Linked DNA regions of Mus musculus: region 1 is linked to region 2. Evidence: chromatin contacts called from ENCODE POLR2A ChIA-PET data. All regions are on one chromosome and are shown on one strand. The core of a region is the stretch at or near the end of the contact, and the rest is flanking DNA. Distances in the headings are between cores, read along the strand shown.

The links. ChIA-PET counts read pairs that join two places held with the same protein, here RNA polymerase II (POLR2A).
Region 1: POLR2A ChIA-PET joins it to region 2 with 15 read pairs in Patski. The contact joins the promoter of Tyw3 here to the promoter of Rabggtb in region 2. POLR2A ChIA-PET finds 5 or more read pairs at or near these places in 2 of 5 experiments (Patski and embryonic stem cell).

The regions. Positions count from the first base shown.
Region 1 is chr3:154,594,438-154,598,980 of GRCm38, forward strand. Tyw3 (tRNA-yW synthesizing protein 3 homolog (S. cerevisiae)) reads right to left here and starts at 2,661. Exons shown (of 6, transcript NM_172474.5): 1 at 2,416-2,661; 2 at 17-97. The coding sequence starts at 2,589. Cryz (crystallin, zeta) reads left to right here and starts at 2,274. Exons shown (of 9, transcript NM_009968.4): 1 at 2,274-2,847.
Region 2 is chr3:153,910,529-153,915,249 of GRCm38, forward strand. Rabggtb (Rab geranylgeranyl transferase, b subunit) reads right to left here and starts at 1,675. Exons shown (of 8, transcript NM_011231.2): 1 at 1,397-1,675; 2 at 163-360. The coding sequence starts at 1,531. Gm24494 (a small nucleolar RNA gene) reads right to left here and starts at 1,162; the gene lies at 1,082-1,162. It overlaps Snord45c (small nucleolar RNA, C/D box 45C), which reads right to left and starts at 1,661; the gene lies at 1,601-1,661. It overlaps Snord45b (small nucleolar RNA, C/D box 45B), which reads right to left and starts at 83; the gene lies at 39-83.

The sequences.
Region 1 (4,543 bases), core at 1,411-3,910, 680 kb after region 2:
TAACTTAAAAACTTACCACATCGTCTCTCGCACACGGTTTGTGTGTGACCAGCAGCCAGCAGCAGTGTTGCTTCTGAACTCCAGAGCCTTCTGTGCTCTAAAATGACAGACAACTCAACTGTAAAACTTAGCAAGATGAGTACATTTGCATTGTAGAACATGGTGGGCATTCTTAAGTTAGTACTCAGAAAGATGACTGAAAAATAATTCAGTGTATTTTGGGTAAAGATAACCTAGGAGAAAAATCAATTCAAGTAACTTAGGGCTCAGATGGTAAAAGTACTCAGGTGTCTTCAGAAACAGGGGCGTGCTTTTGGTTTGCTTCTGTGTTTGTGTTGTGCTGCTGGGGATGAAACCCAAGATCTTATGAATGGCAGCTGAGCACACCTACCCTGGGTCACAAGCCTCTCTGGGCATGTGTTTGCTGGAAGAAAAGGATGAAGGACTTATATGTTAGCAGTATTTCACCATAAAAAAGTGAAAAAGGGAGAAGGCACCTCCTGTAGAACAGGGTGGCTAACACTACGGAAGGCCGACCATTTGCTGACGTCTGGGATGGGCACACCTTTCGACATGTTCCTCACCACTATGGAAATGTATTTGAGATCCCTAAAGTAGACTGCATATGCAAAGCAGCGAGGAGCAATGTGTCAAAGCTCTGGAGAGGCTGTCATTCCAACAGCGACCTAAACACTGCTTCTTTGCAAATTCTAATCGGTATATACAGATCCTTCCCTCAGAGTCTGCAAAGGGAGAGCAGAAAACCACACACATGAAGACCACCGCATCTCTACAACAACCACGCACACAAAGCTCTGGAGGCTCCTCTGGGAGCTGGTGGGGGAAGCGTGGGCCCTGAACGACCGGTTTTCATAGTGAGGCTCTAGGAACATGGGCTGGCTGTTATAAACAACCTCCGAGCCAAATGAGTGGTTTATGCTTAGCAAATGTACACAATGTCACACCACGACTTGGAACATCTCTGGCTTACCTATGTTTTCTCCACCCTGATTTTTTTTTTCACTTTCCTTCTTTTCTAATAAAGCAGAGTAAAAATAAATAGCCACCAAGTATAAGATACATAAGCTAGACAAGGTTCAGAAAGCATCCTATGACAACTCAGAATGGACAGCCACTCTTAAGTGGGCACTGTGCTTGTCTGCACCTCTTTCTGTGTCTGGCATAACAGTGGAGCTTGGAGAGTCGTGTCTCAGCTATGTAGATATAGGGGAAGCATTATAGGACAGCTACTCCAGAAGCTGAGGCAGGAGGACCACAGGTTCCAGGAGTTCTTGGTCTATTAAATGTGTTCAAGATCAGTCTATGCAGCTTTGAAAGATCCTGTTTTAGAAGGTTTAAAAAAAAAAAAAAACAAAAGGTAGGGAGGAGGCTGGAAGTTTCACTCAGTGGTAGAGTGTTTGCTGAGCATGATCGAGACCCTAAGTTCGGTTCTCAGTACTCTGCCACTCCTAAATGAAGAACAGGAACAAGACAAAGACAAGTAACTAAAGAAAATAGTTCAATCTTGGCAGTTGGTTAAAATGAGGAAAGGATTGCAGGTTACAGAACAATATAAATTTGGATTTTCTAAAGTAAATTCTGCTTAAAAATGAAAATATATAAAATATATATCATATTCTATTATGATTATATTTTGTATAATCATAATTATAATATGTTTTCATTATAGATATTTTACACATAGTATATACATATATATTTATACATTTATAAATATATTATACATATATGTGTATGCATCCCTCATATGCATATACATATGAATGTGTTGTGAAACATGGCTTGGAGAAGAGACAACAGTGTTTTGGAGACTCGTCTGAATAAACCCAGGCAGGGCAGTTGTAGAAGAGGTGTGGGCAGCTAGCTTGTGAGCAAGAGTGTCCATGAACAGAACGGGAGTGGTGGAAGCAATATAAACATGAACAGACCTCGATAATCTGGGACTTCAGTACGTGAAGAACCAAGCGGAACCTAGCGACTTTTAACCAGCAATATGGGGCCAGGCACGATGAGAAATGTTGGAAATAAATTACCCTATTTCACGTGTTGTCTAGTTATCCTGTGTTGTGGGACAGGAAGAGGATGAGAGCGTGCAGCCAGGGGCTTTGACCATGTATCTACAGTACTGTTTCATTTAGAGCTAAAATGCCCAGGGCTGTAATAATGACACCGGCCACCAGGGGGCAGCGACCCCTTAACCTTCGGGCGCCCATCTCATAGCGACAGTGATTGGGTTAGCGCGGCTCGAGGGCGAGCGTGACCGAAGGGACTTGGAGACTCGAGCTCCTCCAGCGCTCTGTAAATCCAATCCCCAGCCTTCGCCACTTAAGCTAGCTCCACCATCACCCGGAGGACGCATTAGCATTGCACAGCCTCCCCCGGCCCGGGCCTCACCCCGTCCAGAAGGAGGATGCGCCCTGCGCAGGAGCTGGTGGTGAAAAACTCTTCCCGCGAGTTCAGGAGCTCCACCACCTCCACCGCGTCCTCGTCCACACTGCCCTTGCGGCTAAGGTCCGCCTTGCTCAGACTCTGCGCCTTCCACCGGCCGAACTCCGCGCTACGGTCCATGAGCGAGCGAGCGAGCTGGGGTCGGCTTTCTGCTCTGGAATGCGCCTTCTTCTCCATGGGCGCAGCCATATTGCCGCCACGGTGGCCGGAGAGGACCAAAGTTCCCCATTGGCGCAACCAGGAGCAAGACGTGCGCCGCCAGACCGTACAGGCGTAAACCGAGAGGGGGAGCCTAGCGAAGTTAGGGAAAGCCAGCCCACCTCTTTCCCCACAGACCTTCTGGAGCTTAGGAGGTTTTGTTTCCTACTCTAGAGGAGGGTAAGTCACCCAGGACCGCAAGCAAGGTCCTACTCTTGTCTGCCGGGAGGCTTTTTTTTTTTTTTTTTTCTTTCTTTCAAGTTCTAGGCTCCAGGAGATCTATCTGCACTGGAGAACTGCACAGCAGGCGGCCGGTGGTTCCGACTGGGGTAGCTGCCTACTGATGCCTGGGGATTTCTGCCGCCACCCAGGCACTCGCGCCCCAACTCCGGGTTCACAACTTCCCAGGTGCAGGTAGAGGAGGTCTGTGTTCTGTCCTCCGGTGTGTATGCAGTGGGCGTTGTTATTCCTATTTTTAGACATAGTGGCACCCACCTACAGTAGTCTTCAAAAGAAAGAAGAGAGACCTAGAGAGAGTCAGAGACAGAGGGACACAGAGAGGGACAGAGTTAGAAAAACCTAATACATTGTTAACTACATCTTGCGCATTTACAGTTCCCAGAGTTCCTGCCTCAGTCTTGTGACCAGAAAAGACCTGTTAATGATTGAAAGTGCAGAGGCCACTGTGTGGACTTCGTGTCCACCTCGAGCCCCTGAAGCCACCATAACTCCCCGCTGGCTCCTGCCCTAGGAAATGCAGCTTGTAGCAAGCAGCATTCTGTCACACTGAAGCGGGGCCTGCCCTGTCCATGAGATGCTGCAGGGGTACAGAGTGATCAGTGTGAAAGCAAGACCGTGACAACATCATATAGCCAGAAGACTTGGACTGGATACTTTAATTTTCATCATTTATTCGTGTTTCCAAGTTAATAGTAAGCCACAAGCTTCCATGAGCCATTCTGGAACAGTGGCAGTACATTTTATAACTATGAGGCCTCTTTTTTAGTCTTCATTTAAAACTCTCTCTAGAAATCAATTTTATTTTATTTTGCTCTTTTTTCCACACCGTGTGTATTCCTGGTGCACTCAAAGGACAGAAGAGGGTATTAGATCTCCTGGGACTGGAGTTAGAATAGGTTTCGAGCCTGAGTCACCAAGTTGGTGCTGGAAAGCCAAATGAAGCCCTCAGCAAGAGGATAACAAGTGTTCCTTGCCGCTAGCCCTAACCTTGGCCCTCTGCACTTCATTAGTAATATGTCTTTCCTCTTGAGTTTGAGAGTTGACTCACTAACTCTATGTTAAGATATACATACGTCTAACATATCCCCTACCCATTTAACTTTCATTTAAACCAATGAATGAGTTTCAATCAGTCTAGAGGAGGAATTTTTAACTGTGTATGTCCTAGAAATAAAAAGTAAAATAAAAATAAAACAAGGTACTATAAACAGTTTTCACAACATATATATGATAGATAGAAAAGCCCATTTAAACCATAGCATAGTTAACAAACCAAAGAAACTAGGCATGATGGTGCATATACTAGGAAAGCTGAGGCAGGGGAGTTATCCAGAGCTCCAGACCAACCTGGACTACAGTGTGAGATGCTCCAAAGTGGCAGAAAGCTCCTCCTTGTCCAGTGTGAGACCATGAGTAACAATAAAGCTTACATTGTTGCAGCCAATCCCCACAGGTAGCCTAGACTAGACAACCTATACCATCAGGGTAGATTAGCTTTCCCTGTAGAACCATGTCTTTTATGTTTCTACTGTATTTCCCAATTTGTAGGCATTTGAAGAATACCCAAGTAGACGCCTTTATTAGATAATATATGCCCCAGCCTATAGCTTGGTGACATTTCATACCCAATTGCTCA
Region 2 (4,721 bases), core at 425-2,924:
GCTTCAATTAACATACACAAGGAGTTCACCTTCCAAGGTCTCAGTGTAATTTGTAACTTGCATCAGGTTAGCATTCAGCTAATACATGCCATGACATCACTGACCTGTGGGAAGTAGCCTTTGGGTGGTCACAGCAAGTGGCAAGGTTTCACAAGGGCTCACCTGGACAGCACTGAGCGTGTACAGAAGGTGGGGGTCGTGCCCAATGCTAGCACTTATTCCCCCACACTCATGCTGGCACGACTTGATAAACACCAGGATTTCTTCTCGGTTCATGCGATGAAGCTGTCCCATGAGGTCCATCACAGTCAGGCCCCAATAGACGCCGCTCATTCTCAGGTATTCAGACATGCAGTATTCCTAGGAGAAGCATCTCAGATTTGCCACTCTGACTTTACATAACCCACCTCTACCTAAGTCAGCTGTGAACAACTCGTAAGGCTTTAGAGTGGCGGTTGCCGACCCTTTGGGCCCCACATTCTGATTCCTAACAATGAAACTAGTTATGAAGTAAGTAGCAACAAAAGTTATCTCATGGTCGGAGATCGCCACAACACGTAGAACTGTTAGGAAAGGTCACAGCAGCAAGAAGATTGAGAGCCAATACTCTTAGTCTCCAAGTGCTAACCTCAGGTGAATTAACCAAAAGCAGTATTGATGCCTACTGTTTACTAAGCATCAATTATTGCATTCTACAAATGAAGTCTATGAATACGGAAAGATAAATGACGCTAAAGATGGGAACCAAATGAAGCATTACCTCACAAGCATTTATTCAGGTGAAGGCCTCACTGGCGTGCTGCCAAACCAAACCCAAAAGAACCAGGTGCACAGTTGGCAAGAAGGCCACACATTTGGGCCTATGATTCCCACTAACTGAAAAGTTGTAAAGACAGTCAAATGCCACGCTCTCTAAGACAGAGAGCTGCTGCACAAATACTTTTACCCAAATGACTCCTCCTTGGAGGGTCCCCCCACAGCTTGGGCCTTCTCAAACTCAGCCACCCCTGCTTGCTGCTGGCAACCTCCCCGGCCATTTCCCCAGGCACACCATTACATCAAGTTTAGGTAAAACCTTTTCAAGGTCTCAGCGTAATTCTAGAGCTAAAGTGTTATGACACATCAGCGAATTCAGATAATACATGCCAACACATCATTGACCTTCAAGGTTTTACCCCAGACAGAAATGAGCAAACCCCTTCTACCTGCAGCCCTGCACTTCCGCCCTTTATGTACCAGCACATGACTGATGTGGTCAAATACCAACCTCTGATATACAAGGTACACCTATAATACATTTTAAATCAGGCCTCTCAATTAGTATTATACAAGTAAGTATTATACTTATTGCTGTTAGTCTTAGAAACCTTTCAACAGAAAAAAGAATCATACGCACATAATCATCTTTCTTTGAGCCATAGGAAGCAATATAATCGGCATGCTTCTCCAGCAACAGGGTGTCAGGCGCATCTGACTTGATAGTAACGTCTTTCTGCTGTGTGCCCTTCCAAGAAAAAAGCAGAGATCCCATTCACCATCCGGAAATCGTGACATCTCAGACTCACACATAGCCAGATCTCAGTACTTTTTTTCTTTCAGGTCTCAGAGTAATTCTAGAGCTAAAGTGGTTTATAATCAACTTTAGATTCAGAATACATGCCAGCTCATCATTGACCCGAATCTTGACGCTTATCTTTTGAGTTATGCCAGAAATACACACTCTTGCTTAACAAGTTTGAGGCTTCAGCGCACCTTTCTACAGTCTTCACATGCTAACCCCTTTGCTAAATAATCAGACCCATTAGCTCCAAATTCCACCTTCGATTCTAAGACTCACCCAATAAGTAGGTCAAAGCGATTGCCAAAATAAATTTCCTACTTTATTCAGAGTCTCGGCTATGAAGCCCTGTCTGGTCTGGAACTCCCTGTGTAGACCAGGCCACCTGCTTCTGCCTCACTTCTTTAATCCAAGAGTGTTAGGATTAAAAGGCGTGGGCCAAGGCCGACTTCCTTCCATCCCAGTTAAAATGTTTAACTATGAAACAACATTCGTAAATGATCATGTAACCTTCAAAATACAGGCACGTACAAGTCCCCGATGTTAAGAAAAAATATCAGGCGGCCCAATCCAGGAAGGCTCGCCCACGGTCCGCGGATAAGATCCCAGGCCTCGAGAAGTGCAGAAAACGCTGAGCCATACACAGCTCAAGCGGCAGTCCAAGTATGGCCTAAGGAGGCCGAGGCAGGGGCATTGCGGAGAGCTCCAGGCCAGCCTGGGCCCCACAAGAATGATCGCCTTGCAGGCCCGCCTGTTCCCCATGCTGTGCGAGCCCGCGATGCCCCGCAGCCCGACCCACCGCCCAGACCACCCCTGCCTCCGCGCACCGCAGCGACGGTGCTCTCACCATGTCCGACCGCCGAAAGACTGAAGCGCGCGGGAGCACGGGGAGTCAGGGCCCGCGCGCCTGCGCACACGCGCCCGCCCGGCCGCCCACGCCCTACGTAGCTGGCCACGCTCTGCCCGAAGGACCCCGCGGCCGCGATTTAGCCGGTCGCACACCTGCCTGAAGGACTCCGCGGTCACGATGCAGCCGGCTACGAGTCTGCCTGAAGGACCCCATGTCGCTCAGTTTGCAAAGAGCTTTCCTTAGCATTCAAGGAGCCTGGACATTGATGTCAACCACAGCGTTCAAACCCGGAGTGCTAGTGCAGACCTGTTATCCCAGCACTGGGAAAGCGGAGGCAGGAGGATCAGTGATCCAAATCCTCAGCTGTGTAGGCACTTGGAAGCCAACCTGAGCTCGAGTCCCTATCCCCAATACCCTCGAAGATTGATCAGTTATAGAGTGTCTGTTACCCAGCTAATCAAAAAGCGCCACATATATTGCTATGGAAAGATCCTTGAAAGACACCAGGTGAAAATACATGCTTCGTTTTGATCCCAGAAATCATTAAAATAAGGTTAATTTTTCCACTCTGTGCTGGTAAATTAATATGGTTTAACCTCTTCATTTTTAACCTTTTTTTAAAGTCCTGGGCCTTGAACTCACAACTGAAAATGCTAGGCATGCGATCTCCCCCGCCCAGTTTGCCTCTTCAAAGAATAAAGTATGCCTCCCCACCCTAAAGAACTATAGCTGCAATGCAACTAACTAGTTATAAGTTCATTTATCACTCTAAAGCCAAGATGTCAGATACAGCCACGGGAGGGATTGGAATGTGGCCAGTCTAAACTGGAAAATGCTGTAATCGTAAAATACAAATTGTGTGCCACACTTCTCATTTTAAAGTTTGTTGGCTGCCTTCTGAATATCTATGCTTATATTCATTAAAAAAATGCTACTCTTAGCCATATTCAGATAAGCCTTTCTATGCAGAGACTCTTGGCTGCCCAAGGTTCTCAGAAAATACATCTGTTGAGGGCTAACCTCTTTTTAGAGCTTAGTGACTATCATTGAAGAAGGACACAGAAAGAATATAAGAGAAAGTAATCGGAAAAGGCTGAGAAGCCATCTTCTGGGCACAACAGCCACTGCAACCTTGAATTCAGAGTCACTGTGTTTATCTGCACTGGGCTTGCACATGAATGACCCTGACAAGGGTCAGTCATCGATGGGGAAGGGATTCTGGGGCCTTGCCCCTCTCTGCTGACCTAATGGGTACAGACACATATACTGAGAAAGGGGGAGTCATTCTCTTTATATGTGCTTGCTGGCAAGCTGACCAGGCATCGGTGGACTTCTCCAACCCCATGGCCACACAGACAGCCCCAGTTAAACTCAGTGAGTCACAAAATAAAAGACATGAATGTGGGAATGAGGGTTGTAAGGAGGAGAAGAAGCTGATGTGTGGGAGGGAGATAAGAAATGGTAGGGAGCAAGAATAATCAGAATGCATTCTACACATGCATAAAATGGTCAAAGAACAAGGGGGAGAAGCACTGTTGGCTGAAGTGATATTTTAGATATATTGGGTTAAATATATTATAAAATTAATGTAATCTATTTTCACTTTTTAAAATGTGACTTAGGAAAAAAAATTAAAACAATCTGTAGGGCACGCATTATATTGTTACTGTTAAATGGATGTCTACTTTCTCTACCCAGAGAAGTGCCTGTCACTTTGTAAATGGTAGAAAATACCTATAATGCCAGCACCTGTAAAGCTGAGGCAGGAGGATTACAAATTTGATGCCATCCTAGGCTGTTTAGTAAGTCTGAGGCCAGCTTGGGCTACATAGTACAACTCTACCCTCCAAAATAAAAGAGGGAAACGTTTATTGCTATTAAGATTTCTAAAGATCTATTTATTCTTATTTAGTATTGGCAGTTTGTCTGCCTGTGTGTGTGTGTGTGTGTGTGTGTGTGTGTGTGTGTGTGTGTGTTGCCTAAAGAGGGCAGAGAGGATGTAGAGTCCCCCAGATCTGGAATTACACACAGCTGTGAGCTGCCACGTGGATGCTAGAACTGATCTTAGCCATGGCACCACCTCTCCAGCCCATAGTTAGAACAGTTTTAATTAAGGTTCATGCTGTGAACTGTTGGAACTATAGTCCTAGCTCACTAGCGTTTAGGATAGAGGCAGTGTCTAGCTGGCCTTAACGTGTTGACTGTATCATGGAGCAGTGTTCATTTCATCAATGAATGGCATTGATTTTATCAACTGTAGGACACAGTTGATTGCAAAGATGAGAAATGAGGAGAGAGTAGCCAGTGTCTATT